Linked DNA regions of Homo sapiens: region 2 is linked to region 1. The links are chromatin loops, found by intact Hi-C in ENCODE. Cell type or tissue: heart right ventricle. All regions are shown on one strand. Each heading gives the region's core, and the rest is flanking DNA. Links, peaks and the distances in the headings are about the cores only. Region 1 overlaps GRB10 (growth factor receptor bound protein 10). Region 2 overlaps COBL (cordon-bleu WH2 repeat protein).

Region 1 (8,338 bases), core at 272-8,271:
TTGGGCCTCAGTTTTGTCATCCACAAAATGAGGATGATAATATGCATGTCACTGAGCTGTCACAAACAGTAAAGTGATAAAGAATGCCTGGCCCATAGCAAATGCTCAAAAAAATCTTAATATTATGTAACACATCATTGTTAACACTGACAACAATAAAGTCAGTTCGTTTTGCATTAGTCACTCTGCCCACATCCTTTCCTGTGGCTCGTTATGTTAGCGCAACAAAGGAGAGACACCCAAGAAACAGTGGTTAAGAACCTGATACTTGGATTTATTATATATTACCCAAAGTAATAGAATTCATAGCTTCTTGGAGTATACTACCACTTTCCTTTTTCATTTCCTTTTTTTTTTGCCTTTTCCAAAACAGATGATTCATTTGCAGATTAAAATTTCAACCATATACAGACAGCTTCAAAAGATCACCCCTGGCCGCTGCCCCTATCTGCACAGCTGCCTCTCCCATCTCCTCTCCCTACTAAGCAACCTCTTTCTTCTCTCCTGCAGCTCACACAATGTTCATGAGCATACCATCAAATACAAATATTCCAATTTTTCCTGTTCCCTTCACACAAATGTAGCCTTCTCTCTATATACTGTTCTGTACTTTGCTTTTTAATTGTTAGTAATTTTTCCGCAACAGGACACAAAGAGCAATCTCATTCTTTCTGGAGGTCCATGCAGAATACTGCCCTCAATGGATGTCACCTATGTGACCAGTTCCCACTGATGACCCTTACACTGAAAACCGGCTTACACAGGAGTGGTCTATGATCTATGATGTATTAACATGGACATTTCCTCTTCCATTATGAATTTGTAAAGTTTTGATTTCCATAATTCTTTTTTTAATCAGTGAAAACATAAAATAAGGTTCTGGGAGAGAGATACAGGAAGCCAATCTGTGGAACTTTTGGTTTGGGCCCCAGCATCCTATAAAAATGGCACTAGGATGTATCCTTAATGTCTCTGGAATCTGTGGATTACTGGGTGCAAAATGCTACCTGCCAAGTGGATGGGACAACAGGACTACATTCAGAATTGGATCTGCAGCACCTCCAGGAAAGTTTTGAGCTATGCTTCCTTCAGTTCCTCCATCTCCTTAATTGACTTCACCTTGAGTCTCTGGACCAGCTCAAAGGCCACTACAGTTCAACGAAGGCTGGGAGTTTTTGTAAAGAAATCCCTAGACCATTGTATCCATTGGCTCCAGTTGACTAAACGAACATCTCCTATGGAGACCCCTGGACTTTAGCCAAGCTCACCTGGGCCAGCTAACTTACAACTCACAAGGACTCTGTAGACTTAATTCCAGACATGTGGGATATGGTATATGTGCACAGAAACACTGTGGGAAATCCAAAGTGACTACAGTAAACAGCCCTATGAAATCACTCTGGCAACTGGCATGAAATTGCTGTCAAGGGCATTACTCTATATGCAGTACCACGTGATAAATTTCCTTTAGAACTTACAGTCAGGAGGTACTGTCTCTGCTGAGGAGCTTCAGTCAACTGTATAATTCATCATGTTTACTTCATGGCCCTGGCTTTTTGGGAACCTGAGAGTTGGTTCAGTCGTGAAAATAATTAACACCTCATGTACTATTTCCTTTCTCCCTGGTCCTGATTTTTCGAATCCTATTCTTCTAATCTAGTGGTCTCAACCAGGGGCAATTCCCCATCCTCTGGCTTCAGGGCACATTTGGCAACATTTAGAGACATTTTTGGTTGTCTCAACTGGCCGGGCGTGCGACTGGCATCTAGCAGGCAGAGACCAGGTATGCCACACATCTAAGTGGCCTGCAATGCTTGGATGTCCCCCAGACCCCCGACAAAGAATTATTCTACCCAAAATGTCAGTAGTACTGAGTCCGGAAAACCTAGCTCTACCCTGTTTAATATTAGGCCCTCTGTTAAAAGCTCCTGAGATCTTGTTTAGAAAGATGCTTAACTACATTTGATAAATAAAATATTGTGACAGAACAGCGGAAAAGTTACGAGCATTTTCCTGCCAGAATAGACATCAAGTCCAGAGGCCAATTTTCCACGAAGAGATGTGCACTCAACACAAACCGCAAGATGTCACATACCTTGAGGAGTCTGAACGCTGTCATCCAGCACGTCCTGGTTTGCTCGTCCTCTGCACAGAGCAACCTCAGCTCTTTAGTTTCATTCCTGACTTTGTTTGGCTACAGGAGGTAAAAGAAAGTCCTGTTAGTGTTACACAGGGAGTCAGAAACAGCTTCTGTCAAGGCAGGGCTGCATCTGACACAAACCAGAGACAACCAGCTGGAGATCCCCCTAGCAAGGAGCACAGCAGATACACACACACCTGTGTGTTAAGCGTTCATTCATCCACCTTCCTGACAAGACTTTATTAAGTGCCTACCATGGACTGGCCCCAGGTTGTGTACCACTTAGCTGAATAATAAGCCATCCTTTGGGAACTTCAGAGGAGACAGAAAAACAAACTAGCACAGGACAACGTAATGTGGTAAGCACAATAGGACAAAGAGGAAGAGGCATCTAACTCTGTCGACGGACTGGATTCTATGGGAGGAGAACCTGCCTTCTGACTTACAGGAGGAGAGATCTTAAAGTTGCCCCCAGGCCACTGAGAGGAGGGGCTGCTGCAGGGCTTAGCCAAGAGGGGCAACCCCTGAGGAGCTCAGGGATTCTGATGTCTGAGCAGCCCCAAGATCAGACCCCAAGTAGAAGGTCCAGAGAGGGAGACTGATGTTGGCTCTGGAGAATGAGACAGAAGGGGAAGTAGGCACCATGGGGAGAAGACAGGTGCCCCTCCAGAGGCAGGGCCCTTTGGTGAGGGAGGAGAATTGTTGCAGGCATAAACTGACCTGCATCTCCAGAAGAACCCCCGACCTCAGACTCAAGAAACAATGCTGGACACACCCCAGCTCTCCCTCCCAAGAATCTGGAGGGGTTGAGGGACAGGTGTGACTACCCTGCGCTCGGCTGGTGCTATGAGAGAAGCAGAGACTGCGTTTGCAGAGACAGGCAAGCATGGCTGGTGTGGGCTGGTGGGAAGGGAGAGTGCCAGCTGCTGCTCATACCTCCAGCCCCGCCTGAGGCTGCCTTGGGCCTCTAGCTGGTGTGAATTAGACGCCTATTACTTATAACCGAAAGAGTATTCCCTGAGCAAGGTATGAGGTGATATTTTGGAAAGAAATTTTCCCCTAAGGAGGGGCTCCCCGTATTGTGTGTTCTCGGGATGTGGCTTGGGCTATGGCTCATAAGTCAGCCTACAGGGCAAACTCCAAGCACAACTATTCACTGGCTACTGGATGTGGGCAATGTGGCCAACTTCCTATCCCACAAGGGGCTGTGAAGATTAAGATAATGGATGTAAAACTGTCAGTGGAACATATCATGCACAGTAAGCATTCAGTAAATATCATCTACCATTATGATTATTAATACCACCACAACCTCATCAGGGGAAAAGGAGTGGGCTCTGCCTATAGGTGTGTGCACATGTGTATGTGTGTCTATGTACATGTGTGTATAATGTATGTGTATGCACAAAGGTGTATGTCTATACCTGTGTGTATGCACAAAGGTGTATGTCTATACATGTATGTATGCACGTGTGGGTATGTGCATGTAGATGTGTGTGCACACGTGTGTGTGCATGCCAGCACACACATGCATGCAGAGGGTGGGCAGCATTGTGTCTATTCCTGTCTGACCATCCCCACAGCCAGAGGCCCACACAGAAGCCATCAGCTCACTCAGTACCATGCAGGCAACCCAGGTGACAGGCTGGGGGTCCCCTCCCTTGCCCCACCTCCCCTTCCAGCTACTAGTACTGGGCTACAGCCACAGCCCACCCTTTGATGCCAAAAGCCACCCTCCCTAAAACACTGAGCCCACTAGCCACATTATCCATCCCTGTCTGCTTGTCCTTGAGCTTCTGAGCTACTCAAGGACTGATAGCAGCAAGTGTACAATAAATGTTTTTACAGGAATGGATAAATCCAGTGTGAAACTATGTTTCTGTTGAAGACAATAGAAGCAACAATCAAGTGCTGGGCAAGAGAAGAAGTCAGTCTCCTGTGGGCTGCTGAGCATGCGCGCCGTCTGTGGACAGCTCGTGGGTACCTTTATGCAGAGCCCGTGGTCTGTAGGGGCGTTGTACTGCTTCCTGCCAGCGATCAGGGAGAAGATGTTGCTGTCCTCCAGGTCGGCCAGCAGCTGCAGGTGTCTGGGTTCCTGTGACAACACTGGCCAGGTTAAAGTCTCAAGCACAGCAAAGAGCAAATGTGTTCACCTCTGGTAGACAGAGGGCAGTCTCTGCACACTTACAAGCACTTTCCCCGATGACACTATACATATTACATATGATTATTACGCGAGGTGTAATAAGTGCTAAACTAAAACCAAATTCACCCAGTCTCACCCAAAACACCCACTTCCCCAGTTCTCAGACACACAAGGCTGTTGGAACGTATTTGATACTTCTGGCAAATCAAAGCCCCATGACCGGATATTCAAGATAAAAAGCAGGAGAAAATCTATAACCCAAAGGTCAGAGTTAAGAGCACAGGGCCTGTCTGCCTTTGGTTTGTTGTGAGTCCAGAGTCCAACCGTACTTTGGGTTTTCCCACTGGTAGCTTGCTTGTCCCACCCTTCTCCTCCTCAACTCTCCAGCCCAGCTCTGTTTCCTGCTCTACGAAATACCCTCCCAACTTCAGCACACACGAGGACAGTGAGCGGGCCACACAGCAGAGCTGGGAGGTCAGGAAGCTACCATGCCCTGTGTCAGTTCAAAGCCCCTCTCTGCAGACGCCCCTTCTCTCTGGCCCAGGTGTCGGCAGCTGCTGACTTCCCAGAGCCGGCCCCAACACCTTCCCAGAGCCGGTTCCCAGATGCTCAACACCTGTGCTGGGGTCCCGCCAGCTCCCTTTCACCTCTGCTGGCCAGAGCAAAAGAGACCACAGCCCTCAGATGGTAAGTGCTCAGCCAGGTATTGGGTGGACAAGGCTCCTGCCACAGGGTATATGTGGACAGCACAAGAAGAGAGCAGACAAGAGTGTACATGGGAGCAAAGGAGCCTCCGGCCTAAGCTCTCTTTTGAGGGCCTGCAGCTGTTTTCCATCTCCCACCTTCTTCTCACTGGGGATACATGCAAGCCTGCAGTTTATTTCATGAAATATCTATGATACATAAAGTTACACTGGCATTAGGGTGGCAATAGTCTATCAAACATCTTTACAGCTAGCTTAAATCCCAACTTATGAGAACTAGGCCAGTCTCTGAAGTGATGGGGCAGCCAGGGGTGTCTGCTCCCAACCCGCAGTGGGGGTGGGGCTAGGCAGGTGGGGTTCTTAGGCCTGTATTATTTATTACCTAGTTTCTGAGCGAGACCAGGAAACCTGTGACTCCAAGTTCAGCTGCTGCACAATTAGCTTATTAAGAAGTTGTCCTGAGCTTGGAGGAGTCTAAGGTGCATTTAAAAATGAAGCCCAGGTTCACTCTGAGGACCTGGGGGGAGTGACTGTGGCAGAATTAGGGCTGGTGGTGGTAGCTTTTAAAGCTCACCTTTGAAGTTCCCTTGGTGGAGCAATAAAGGCCAGATCTCCGCAAACACACATACAGCTTTTTCCATGATTTCTTTCCCAGCTCTTTCACATGCAAAAACCCTTGAATTTCAGGACAACTACTGGAGTTCAGAAAATTCTGTTGAAGAACAAATTTTTAAAATCACATAATGCTAATCTAAAATAATTAAAGCAGACATGTTATCAGCATAGCTGACATTTTCTGAATTATTAAAAGACTCCTTTTTGGATCAAAATGAGAGTGTTCTCCTTTCCAAAGTCTTAAAATCCCATCTCAATTCGTGTTGCATAGAACATAATTCGTATTTAAACATATGCAAGCAAATGGACCTTTCCAACACTGGTGATAACACGAGTCATGAATTTCCCTATAAGATAGTGCACTGAAGGATCCAGTCTGATATCAGACTGAGGGCAAGAGCAAGTGCCATGACCAAGTGATTGGGACTCTGGAGACTGACAGTGAGTATGTAGTGGCCACTTTTACCCAGGCACCCCTCCAGTCAAGGGTCACATAAAAGGTGTCATGTGTCCGCAAGTGATGCACCCAGGTGCAGGACATCCTGGTGATGTCCCCCTGTTCCAGCTAACTCTTCCCACAGGCAGCCTTAAGAATAAAGGCTTTATCAAAACAAAACAAAACAAGAAACTACGCTTTTCATCAAAGGGAAGACAGGCCAAGGGCCAGGTCATGGAGCGAAGTTGGGGAGGTGATGCTGGCAGGTCCTGCTACTAGACTGGGAGGGGACAAAGCTCTTTTCCCCCAGGTGGGAAAGGCACGTCGGACAGAGCCCTGGTGCACCTGGGTCAGTCCTTCTTGAGTCTCAAGAGATCACTGCACATCTTCACAAAGCGCATGGATCCTCTCAAAGTCAAGGCAATTAAAACAGAATCTGCTATTTCACTGTTCACTGTGTATAGGTGGTAACTTAGTGCTGACACCTCTCGCCAGAACAGACACATGCTATGGTCAGAAGGGCTTCTGAAGACACCACCAGAACAGAGCTCTGAAACTCTTATCTTTTAGATGCTGAAACAAATTTGGTGATAACAACGTAGAAAAAGGGCTTATGAGGAGAATTCTGTAGGAACTACATTTTAGTAGTTTCTCTTACATGTAATGTCACCTGGATCTTGTTGGTGGCCTTAGGAAATGGTTTATTCTCTCACTTTTAACATGTACACAGGCACATTTTTAGGGTGTAGCTGTAACATTCCCATTCCCCACTCCCAGCTTCCCCGGAGGAGTGTGTGTGAGAGCTGGGCACAGAGGCCCTGGTGGCTCCCTCCACTGGAAGAGGAGGTGGGGAGAGACCAGGTTTTCTTAGAACAGACTTTATGAATCAGGACAATTAAAGCAGGTTTCTTTATTTGTAATATATGGCAAGTTACTTTTAAAAGTCTGTTGTGGTAACCCGATCATCTTTTACTATAGACTCTGTGCTTCTGCAGAGATTTCCAAGCAGCTAGGCGGTGGCCTGACCTGGGACCCCTGCTCAGAAAGGAGCTGGGGAGGGAGCCCTGAGACTGGGGTTTCTCCATGCACCCCCTGGCCCACACTCAGCAGTGGCATCACTGGACTCTTCTAAGTCAGAGCAAGGGCATCGTGTAAGTGCCTGTTTGGCTTAGAAGGAACCCAGCTACACACAGATTTTCCAAGGAAACTTTTAATTTCTGGTTACTCTAAACCCTCCCCCCAACCACCCCTCCGGCTTAAGAGCCAAGGTTATAAATGGTGAAAGATGCGATCTCTTTAGGTTTTTTACAATGCTGCCATTCAGTTCCAAGAGGATTTCTATTCAGAAAGTCTATTTCAGCAGAGATCTATTGTGGCCCAGTACCTGCAAAAGCTGGGTTTGACTGCCATTTGACTGCTGGCACCAAGTAACCATCTGTTCTGGGAAGAAATTCTAAGAAAATGGGAAAAAACAAATACGTAAAAGGTTAGCTTCAAAGTGAGGGAAGGTATGTCATATAGATATGTCAATTTTAAAACTATTCCTACCAGTATAATTACATACACCTGTATTTAAAATGGCGGTCCTTTTTATTCTCCTATCACACAGAAGAAACACCTCCTTCAAAAGGTTGTATTTTGTTTCCTGAAATGCTGGGTACTAGTGTGGAATACCAACTATGTTTACTAAGGGATTCATGTCTCACAGCATGCTCCATGGCAAAGAGCGATGCCAGCGTCCCAGCCCAGTGGCACAAGTGCACAGCGTGAGATAAAGAATTCCTGAAACTAAAAGGTAAGCCCAGTCACGAGAAAAGCCTGTTCTGCTGCATTCCCCAAAAACAGTCTTCAAATTTCTTACTTTGGAATAAAAAAGCAGCTACATTATCAGAGTCAGAAATGGCCCTGGGTCTTCTCCCCAGTTGATGCAGCTCTGACCCATGACTCAGGATGACAGCGAGTGCCCCAGGAGCTAGGAGGTGCCCTCCCTATCCTGGCCTCTCACAGGACAAGTGCCTCTCCCAAAGAAAGAAAAGAGAGATCAAGGTGACCAGCTCAAGACACCAACCAATCGCACTGATTTCTCTAGTCATTCTTCCACGTATGATCACAAAATATATTTGCTATTTGCAGAGAATAATGAGTTTTTCTTCTGCTAAGTGTTTGATCAGTTCAACTGAGAACTTTCAAAATAACAGAAAACACCCAGCCTCTCCCAGCTCCTGTCTTAGAGACTAACCCCCTTTACACTGTGTCTATGTGAAGAAGGAGACCTCTACCTTCAGCCAGTCCCACGC
Region 2 (8,338 bases), core at 142-8,141, 460 kb after region 1:
TCTACAGAACTAGGAGTATTTATTTACAAGTAAGTGATTTTAGAATCATATGAAAAGGTCAACAGTACTGGTAAAGTGAGATGGCAAACATTATCATATAAACTAGCTTGCATTTTATAAATCACAGCATGCTCAATTGTCCACTGGCAACATGGTCTCCAGGGTGAAACTAAGAATTTAAGCCAACTATAGTTGAAAAATAATGCATAGTTTTTCTTTTACCTTAGCATTTGCTACAGAATTGGTATTCCCAAGGGATTCTTCATGCTCTCAACTTGCCTGCACGTCTCTAGTTAGAAAACGTGAGCTACCATCTTTTGTGGATAGGGTGTATGACATGATGGAAAAAAGAAACAGACATGGCTTATAAGGAGGAGAAATGACCTGTAACAAGGGATGGGTTCTAAGCTGAGTCAGAAATGAGAAACTTTCTGAAATGCAAGTGCTTTGGGAAAAAATGTTTCACCTAATTAATTTATCTGATTCTTAGAAGGCTCTAATGTCAGCACAGTGCCAAGTCACATGTAAATCTACAAAACTTGTTCATCAAATGGCCCTTCATTCTATCCAACATCTATCAGGCCATCTCTCATGGAGATCACTAGAGTATTGTCAAAGATCGACCACTCATGTCTTTGGCTAACTTTATGATCAAGTAAATTGGGGGTGCCATGTTCAAATTATATTCACCCCCTGTAAGCTGACTTAGCCCTATTGCATTTGTTTTCCCCCACCACATACCTCTGTCCTCTATTTTTAATTGAGTTTGATATACTTATTGCATCATATTTGCTGCCTCTCGAACCAATAATTCTATGAGCAGTATCACTTTCCCCTGTTCCAAGGATTTGCCTAGAGATTTTGTGTGCCCATCTTTCTTCAGCATAATAGCTACTTCTTACACAAATGCTTATTGCTGTAATTATATACAATCTTCTACAATCTTTAAGTCTGGGCCATAAATCCTAATGCTTTCCCCAACATTCAGGTAAACATTACCTTTTCTTGTTTAGACTTTCCCCATTTAATGATTTGAGGTCAAATGACTGCTACTTATCAGACAAAAGTCCTTTATTTCAAAAAAAAAAAAGGCCCTTTCTAACTTGTTCTATGTTTCATTGTGAGTAATTTCTGTAACTTTCTGTTTTTTTCACCAATACATAGCACTAAATTGGTTATATATAGCTTTGGCTTATATTTGTTTATTATTAATACCAATGTAAGTTGTGATAATTCCTTCATTAGTCATAGCTAACATTTTCATTGTGATCAGCCAGGCAACAATCCTACATGTCAGGAATACTTACTGATTCTTTTTTTTTTTTTCCATTTTGAGCAATAACATTTAAAAACATCTTTTAGAGAGAAACATGACAAGCTTCTCCAGTTCAAATGCATCTGCATAATAAAAGTTAATCAAAGCAAGCAAGAACTAGTTGTCTTTTTATCTAAACCTTGAATTTTAACATATGACTATTTTTACCTACTCTGCCTGTCTTGGGACAATGCAGTTGAGGTGACTAGCTCTTCGTAACTGGGTGAGGTTGTGTGACTGCAGAGGGATCTCACACTCAAAGAGGAGCCAGCAGCACCTCTGCACAGACATGGTGGTCACAACCTCTGGCATCTTTATCACATGTACAACCCTTGTGACTAGTACTTATCAAATGGAACCATCTTTACTTCTTTTCATGTGCCTGGGGAGCCACAGGTAGTAAAATCCAAGGCCAGAGGTCACGTGCTTGTTATTCACTCTTATAGCCCACAAAACTGGTGTAATACCTAGCATCAAGTAAGTACTATGTCACTGTTTAGTGAATAAATGGGTGAAGAAATGAATAGAATAATGAAGAGAACAGAATAATGAAGAGAATCATAATATAGAATAATGAATAGAACACCCTTCTTCTCCCACTTCTTTCTTTTTAGTGAACTATGTAAAATGGCAAAGTACACAGTAACAGGAAAACCTCAAAAACACAAAGACATTGGGTCCTATGTATCATTGAATGGATAGTATATATAAGTTGTGAGTTCCTAGTAACTACATTTATAGTTCATGTTTTTAGGCACTTAGTTTTACCAGGTAGACAGAAAGTTTCAGTTCTATCCAAATTGACTATACTGGTCAATTTATGGATACAATCTAGTTTTAAGAAAAATTGGCAATAAATTCTGGAACTGAATATCCAATAAGAAAAACATGAATTAATAATGAATTAAAATAAAGCAGAGTTCTTCACAGGAACATTTCCAAGTATCAGTGAATTTCAGACAGGTGAATATTATCAACCTAAAATTTGCATATAATTTACCTCCTTCAAAAAAATATAAACCTCAATCAAACAAATCTCTGTTATTAATGCATTTATATGTAAACCCCAAAGGAAGTAAATTCTGGGTATACAATGAGCCCTTTTATCCTGAAAGGAGGAAGAACAACAGGAAAATCAGAGCCAGGGCAGAAGAGACACTGGGAAAGGTCCGAGGTCAGGAAGAGGCCCGTCCATCAGAAGCGCTTGGCCTGAGTAGGGAATGACGCACAGCAATAAACTGCGGGGGGAAAATAAATGGCAAAATGTGAACGCACACTTGCGGTGAAATAAATATCTGCCATTATCATTCATTTTCCAGCCCCTGGAGATTTAACACTGCATAGCAAGCGTTCTATCAGCCAAAGCATATTGTTATTGTTTTCTTCCTTTCCATTTAGTCTTTTTGTATGCCAGCTGTGGAAAGGGCCTATTGATCCAACAGATATGATTCTGCCTCCTGTAAGAACCATATCATAAGCATCACTTCCCTCATGGTTGGTCTTTCAGGTTGCCACATAAAATTATTTGGATTTGGTATGAAACCTAAGGTCCTTACAAGCCGAGACACGAAGCAGCTGGTAGGCAAGTCATTTATTTCTTACCTCTTGAAAAACAGTCTAAGTTACTTGTAGAACTCCAGAGGAAAACAGACCATATGGCTTTGTGATGCCCTCAATTTCAGTGTATCCCATCTTGATAATGGTGACACTGGGCAGGCCCCACATATAAACTTAGAGAATACTGGTTGATTTACTGAGTTGGAGATGGATATCAACTCCAAGTACCTGTGGAGCAAACTCCTCTTGAGTGCTGCTGTTTTCTCTAGTGGGAGACTGACCTGTGGTGCAAAGGGCTATTACATGAGAGTAGCTTTAAATCTCTGAAGGCCTTGGGGGAAAGGGATTAAAATAAAGAAGGGCCATGCCTGAGTGCACATCAGCACCCAAAACCTCCTGAGACAAACAGTTTAGAAGACTATTGTCATAAGAGAATGCCTGATTCATAATCTCTATTTACTTCTTAACTAGTAAAACAAGGTAATGATTTTTTTTTTTTTTTTTTTTTTTGAGACAGAGTCTCGCTCTGTTGCCAGGCTAGAGTGCTGTGGCGCGATCTCGGCTCACTGCAACCTCCAACTCCCTGATTCAAGGGATTCTCCTGCCTTTGCCTCCAGAGTAGCTGGGATTATAGGCATGCACCGCCATGCCTGGCTAATTTTTGTATTTTTAGTAGAGATGGGGTTTCACTATATTGGCCAGGATGGTCTCGATCTCCTGACCTCGTGATCCACCCGCCTCAGCCTCCCAAAGTGCTGGGATTACAGGCGTGAAGGTAATGATATTTAATAACAACTTCAAACCATTGTTGAAAAATCAAGATGTTTATGCCTTATTTCTGGGAAGGACTCAAATTTATATAAACCCAAAGAGAAGTTCTTCAACATGGTTTTTATACGTAACCTGAGTACATGCTACTAGTTAAAGCTCAAGGAAACAAAATACAGTTGTGATTATTTGCATCAGCTTAGGGCTTGAGCACTCATGAAAATCAAAGAAATCTGTTCTCAGGTTTCTTAACTAAATAATATTACTTCTTTTCACCATTTCTATTCATATTTGTTACTACTTTGCAGTGGTATTTTGGTAAATGGTTAGTAACCAGCTCTTTGGAGGAAAAAGGTATAAATAGTTATAATCAGTTTTACTTATATAAAGGATAAGTAGCACAAAATTTATAAGTAATAATAAAATGCATAATACTATTTTTTGTAAATTCTGTATTACCAGTTGATTCTCATAGAATGCTTTCATTAATTTTTCCCAGATTCTTTAACCTGTAGCCAGTCAATTATTACCGTTAACAAAGAAGTATAACTTCAACATGATGGCATCAGACAGTAAGATGAGAATAAAACCAGAAAGATATATGTTGGAATTTTACTCATTTGTCAATCCCATGAATGACTTGGCTGAATTGATCATGGTTTTTGGAAAATGGATGTACAACTCAATTTTTTCTGCTATTCACAATGTATTGGCTACAGATATGACATACTTTTCTATTTAATCTGTATTATTACATTTCCCAATCACTGTCTTATATCTAGACAATTAACAAGACCAATCAATATCTGATTTGTAACATTTGCTAATTCCTATGCTATAAATAGTTTCTTGATGGTTGATTTCCTGCTATTGACATCAGTCACTGAATGCGGTGCTGTGAAGAGATGTGTAGTAGCACACTATGATATATTTTTACTATTCTAAAGCATTAAATCCTACAGATCCGATACATGTAAACAACCTCAAGAACACTGAAATAGTAATGAAATGTACTAAAATAATTAGGAAGTGATGAGTTTTTAGTATTTGTTACCTCTGTTTTTAATATTATTTATTTAATTGTATGTCTATATAATTTACTTTTTAATAGTGGATCTGTTCAGCCATTGGTTTGCAAAATTCCTGAAATTTTAACGATCTGCTTTTATGAGCTGGCAAAGTGCTGTTCTGTTCCACTGAGTTGTCACTAAGTTCTTTAATTCTCTCAAGTTAGGGACATTGTACCTTGTAAATAAAAGACTAAGAAGTAATTAGCAAAAAGAAATAGGCTCATAAGGTTTTTTTGAAAAGCTATATATAGATCTATTTTGATTCTCACTACTTCACTTCTAAGCTACATCCAATCTTCAGTCTATGTTGGGTTGACTTAATGGTTTTCAAGGTACAATAGTAACAGGTTAAAAGTTCAGTTCCGTTTTTTTCTAATGTACTTTTGAGTAGGGACAGATTCTGCTCCCACAGTTGACGATTTCCTTCCATTTTATGAAAAGGCCCATTTGCTCACGACCCACTTCCTGTTTTCCTGGATGCCATGCCTGCCCCGTGGCAGCAGGAACAGCTGTGTGGCTGGCTCTCCTGCCAGGGAAGGAAAGTGGCAAATAAACACCAGCCAAGGGCAAGAATGCTTCCCAGGGCTTGCTCTGAGCTCCACACCTGTAGTGTTTCATGGGTGTTTCCCACAACAAACAGGACTCACAGAACTGTGTTTGTGTCACAAGCTTTAGAACTAACTGCTTCGTTTTGAAATAGGAAAAGTACTTAGTTTGGGCTCAAATTTGAGAATAAGGCATTAGGGGACTCTAATGAGGACTGGTCCCAACCTAAGGGCCATCAGCCAAATTCCCGTCCTACCTTCTCCAGTTCCACGCCCTCTGCTCAAGCAGCACATGGCTGTTCACCGAGCCAGCAGCCCTTAGTGAGCATCTGGTCCCCAAGTGTAGAGATAGGATTGTAGCCACCAAATATTTCAAGCTGTGCCACAAGTATTTCTAGATTCGCAATTCGCAGTTCCTCTGCTCGATCACTTGCTTAAAATGTAAATCATTATTATTATTATTTCTGCATTGATCAAACTCAAGATACTCTCTTCTAATTCAAAATAGATAGTTCATTCCTCTCATTTTATTTCCTTGTTTTAGAATTTCCTTAAAGTTCTTTAGAATTGGATACTTGGTCACAAATTTAAAATCAATTAGCTAGAAATAGTATCCCTTGTTGGGGGGGGTTGCTTAGAACAGGAGACAATGACCTATCTTCCCTTTATGCCTTTTGATCTTTTGTCAATTACCCTGTAAATGTATGCCCAAGGAAAGATTTATTTGCTTAAGCCTGGTGTAGAAAAATGTGTAAGAAAATGACAGTCACTGAATATTTTCATTTTAAAAATGTAAAGTAAATTGAGGATCTGTAATTTGAGCTCCATATGCATTGATCTTTAAATCTCCAAGGTCTGCTAATTAAAATAGATAATTCATAACTTGTTAATAACCTAATTATAATCAGCACTGCAAATCTTGTAAATAAACAATTCAATGCACTAAGGGAATAGGCTCCATTATGGTGATTCACAATGAAGGTTCAACTGAAATCAAATGGCGGCAGAAAGCAAGCTGATTCGAAAGTTATGATGAAAAATCCGTATGCACACAACTGTATTGGTTTAGACATGCACATAAAGCATCTGTGTACATGATTAGATATCTGAAGTTTAATGCAAAATCTTATTAATAAGAAAAAACATGATTAAAGACCACAGACCTGGGAGCCAGTCTTCCATTGTTCTTAAAACCATGCTGGGAAACATCAAACACACACCAAAACCCTACTAGTGATGCCCTTTGTGACATGCAGCTTTGAGAGGTTACATAGCTTAGTAGCCCTTCTCCTATATGTGTGATATTTATCAACTCAGACTCTGCAAGTTGTCCTGACCATGACAGCCAGGAAGACATGGACAGCCTGGATCAGGCAACAGAAATCTCAGTTCTATACAAGGTGACAGCAGGGAGCACGAGTTTGTTCTTTGGCCACACACACCTTCACACTTGCCCTATGTTGCCTTTAAAAAGGCTGCACTTTGTCCACTGTAAACTAACTCTGGAAGAGACAAGATTATGCTTTCTACAGCAGGAAGTAATTTTAAGTGAGATCCAGTATTCTTCAGATTCATGTGATGAACACACCTCTTACTACAAAGACTATCAAGAAAGCAGATGCTTTAGTTCCTGAACGCTGAATAGGCATATTCTACTGCTAGGAGCATTTCTAATAGTTCCTCTGCTCCAGAAAAGCAGAAAATGAGAAGTGTAGGTGGAGGCTAGATTTGAAGTGGCCAGTTCTGCACTGAAATCGTCCCTCAAGGAGGATGGTTCCTTGGTGACTTTTGACTTTCAGATGCTTGGCCTTACTGTTTTTGAGCCAAATCACCCACTTGCTCTTCAACAGTGATTCACCATCCTCTCTGTACCTACTCATCACACATCCTACATGCTCCAGACTAAAATCAAACTGAAGGCTGCAACCCATGTGTAGTGCGCACTGCTGGCTGTTCACATAGCATATGTTGCCCATACTTCCAAGTTAACAGAACTCCAGTATTGACCAGTGACTTCCACGTACCTCAGAGAAAGCTGACCCCATCCCCGTCTGCCAGATGGGCCTGGCTCATCTAAGGTCATTCCATTCTTGCCAAAGAATTGGGTCAGTGTATTACTCAATTGTAGTCAATGAAATATGAGAGGAACTCTTTAGTGGGGGCTTTCTGGGAAAGGTTTCCTTTCTCCTACAAAACTATTAAAAGAGATAGTCTCTCTTCCTCTTATGAAAATTCTAGTGTCTGGATATGATACATGGAACAGCCACAGACCCATTGCTCCCAGCCTTAGGGGGAAGCTGACCCCAAAGATGATACAGAGAAGAATTAGGAAGAACTAAGATCCTTGATGACAACTTGGGCTTCAGATTCAACTAATACTGAATGCTACTCCACTCTGGGATTCCTGTTCCATGAGATAAGACATTCCCTAACTGTTGAAGTAGGTTTGAGATGGGTTTCACTTACTTGAAACTTGTTTTAGTTATCTATTGCTGCAGAACAAATTATCCTAAAATGTAGAGGCTTAAAACAGTAAGCATTGACTATTCCATAGTTTCTGTGAGTCTAGAATCTAAGCATGGCTTTGCTGGGTGCCTCTGACTCATGGCCTCTCACCAGGCTACAGTGCAGGTGTGGATCAGGACTATGGTCTCATCTGTAGGCTCTACTGGGGAAGGATCTGCCCCCAACTTCACTCAAGTGGCTGTTGGCAGGTTTCTAGGCTCATGATCAGTGGACAAAGGGCCTCAGCGCCTCGCTGGCAGTTGGCTGAAGTCTCCCTCAGCTCCTTGCCATGTGGGTCTCCGTAGAGCAGCTCACAGCGTGGTGGCTGGCTTTCCTCAGAGTGAGCAAGTGAGCGAGGGTGCCCAAGATGGAGACCACAGTCCTTTTCAACCCTAATCTTGGATGTAAGAAGTGACATCCCACTACCTTTGCCATATTCTATTCCTTAGATAGGAGTCACTAAGTACAGTCAGCATTCGTGGCAAGAGGCTACAAGAGGCTAGGGGGTGAACACAGGAGGTGGGGATCACTGAGAGCCACTTCAGAGAGGCCAACACACAACTGAAGGCATCCAGCAG

What was found. Hi-C counts contacts between places; a loop is a spot of excess contacts. Peaks named below come from ENCODE experiments on the same cell type or tissue, not always from the same donor. Only the 100,000 strongest peaks of a DNase experiment are listed, where the experiment ranks them.
Region 2: a loop joins it to region 1, with 2.8 times the contacts of the local background. A loop is called at or near these places in 16 of 110 quality-filtered maps.

Annotation. Positions count from the first base shown.
Region 1 is chr7:50,610,646-50,618,983 of GRCh38, forward strand. GRB10 (growth factor receptor bound protein 10) reads right to left here. Exons shown (of 19, transcript NM_001350814.2): 10 at 7,426-7,494; 11 at 5,565-5,702; 12 at 4,125-4,235; 13 at 2,096-2,194. Among named protein-coding and RNA genes, the nearest start is that of DDC, 49 kb to the left of the region's middle. In heart right ventricle, for the core only: a CTCF peak has its summit at 4,294; no DNase peak of the experiment used is centred there.
Region 2 is chr7:51,070,833-51,079,170 of GRCh38, forward strand. The region is part of intron 7 of COBL (cordon-bleu WH2 repeat protein); the gene reads right to left. Among named protein-coding and RNA genes, the nearest start is that of COBL, 240 kb to the right of the region's middle. In heart right ventricle, for the core only: no CTCF peak of the experiment used is centred there; no DNase peak of the experiment used is centred there; H3K27ac peaks cover 1,018 bases.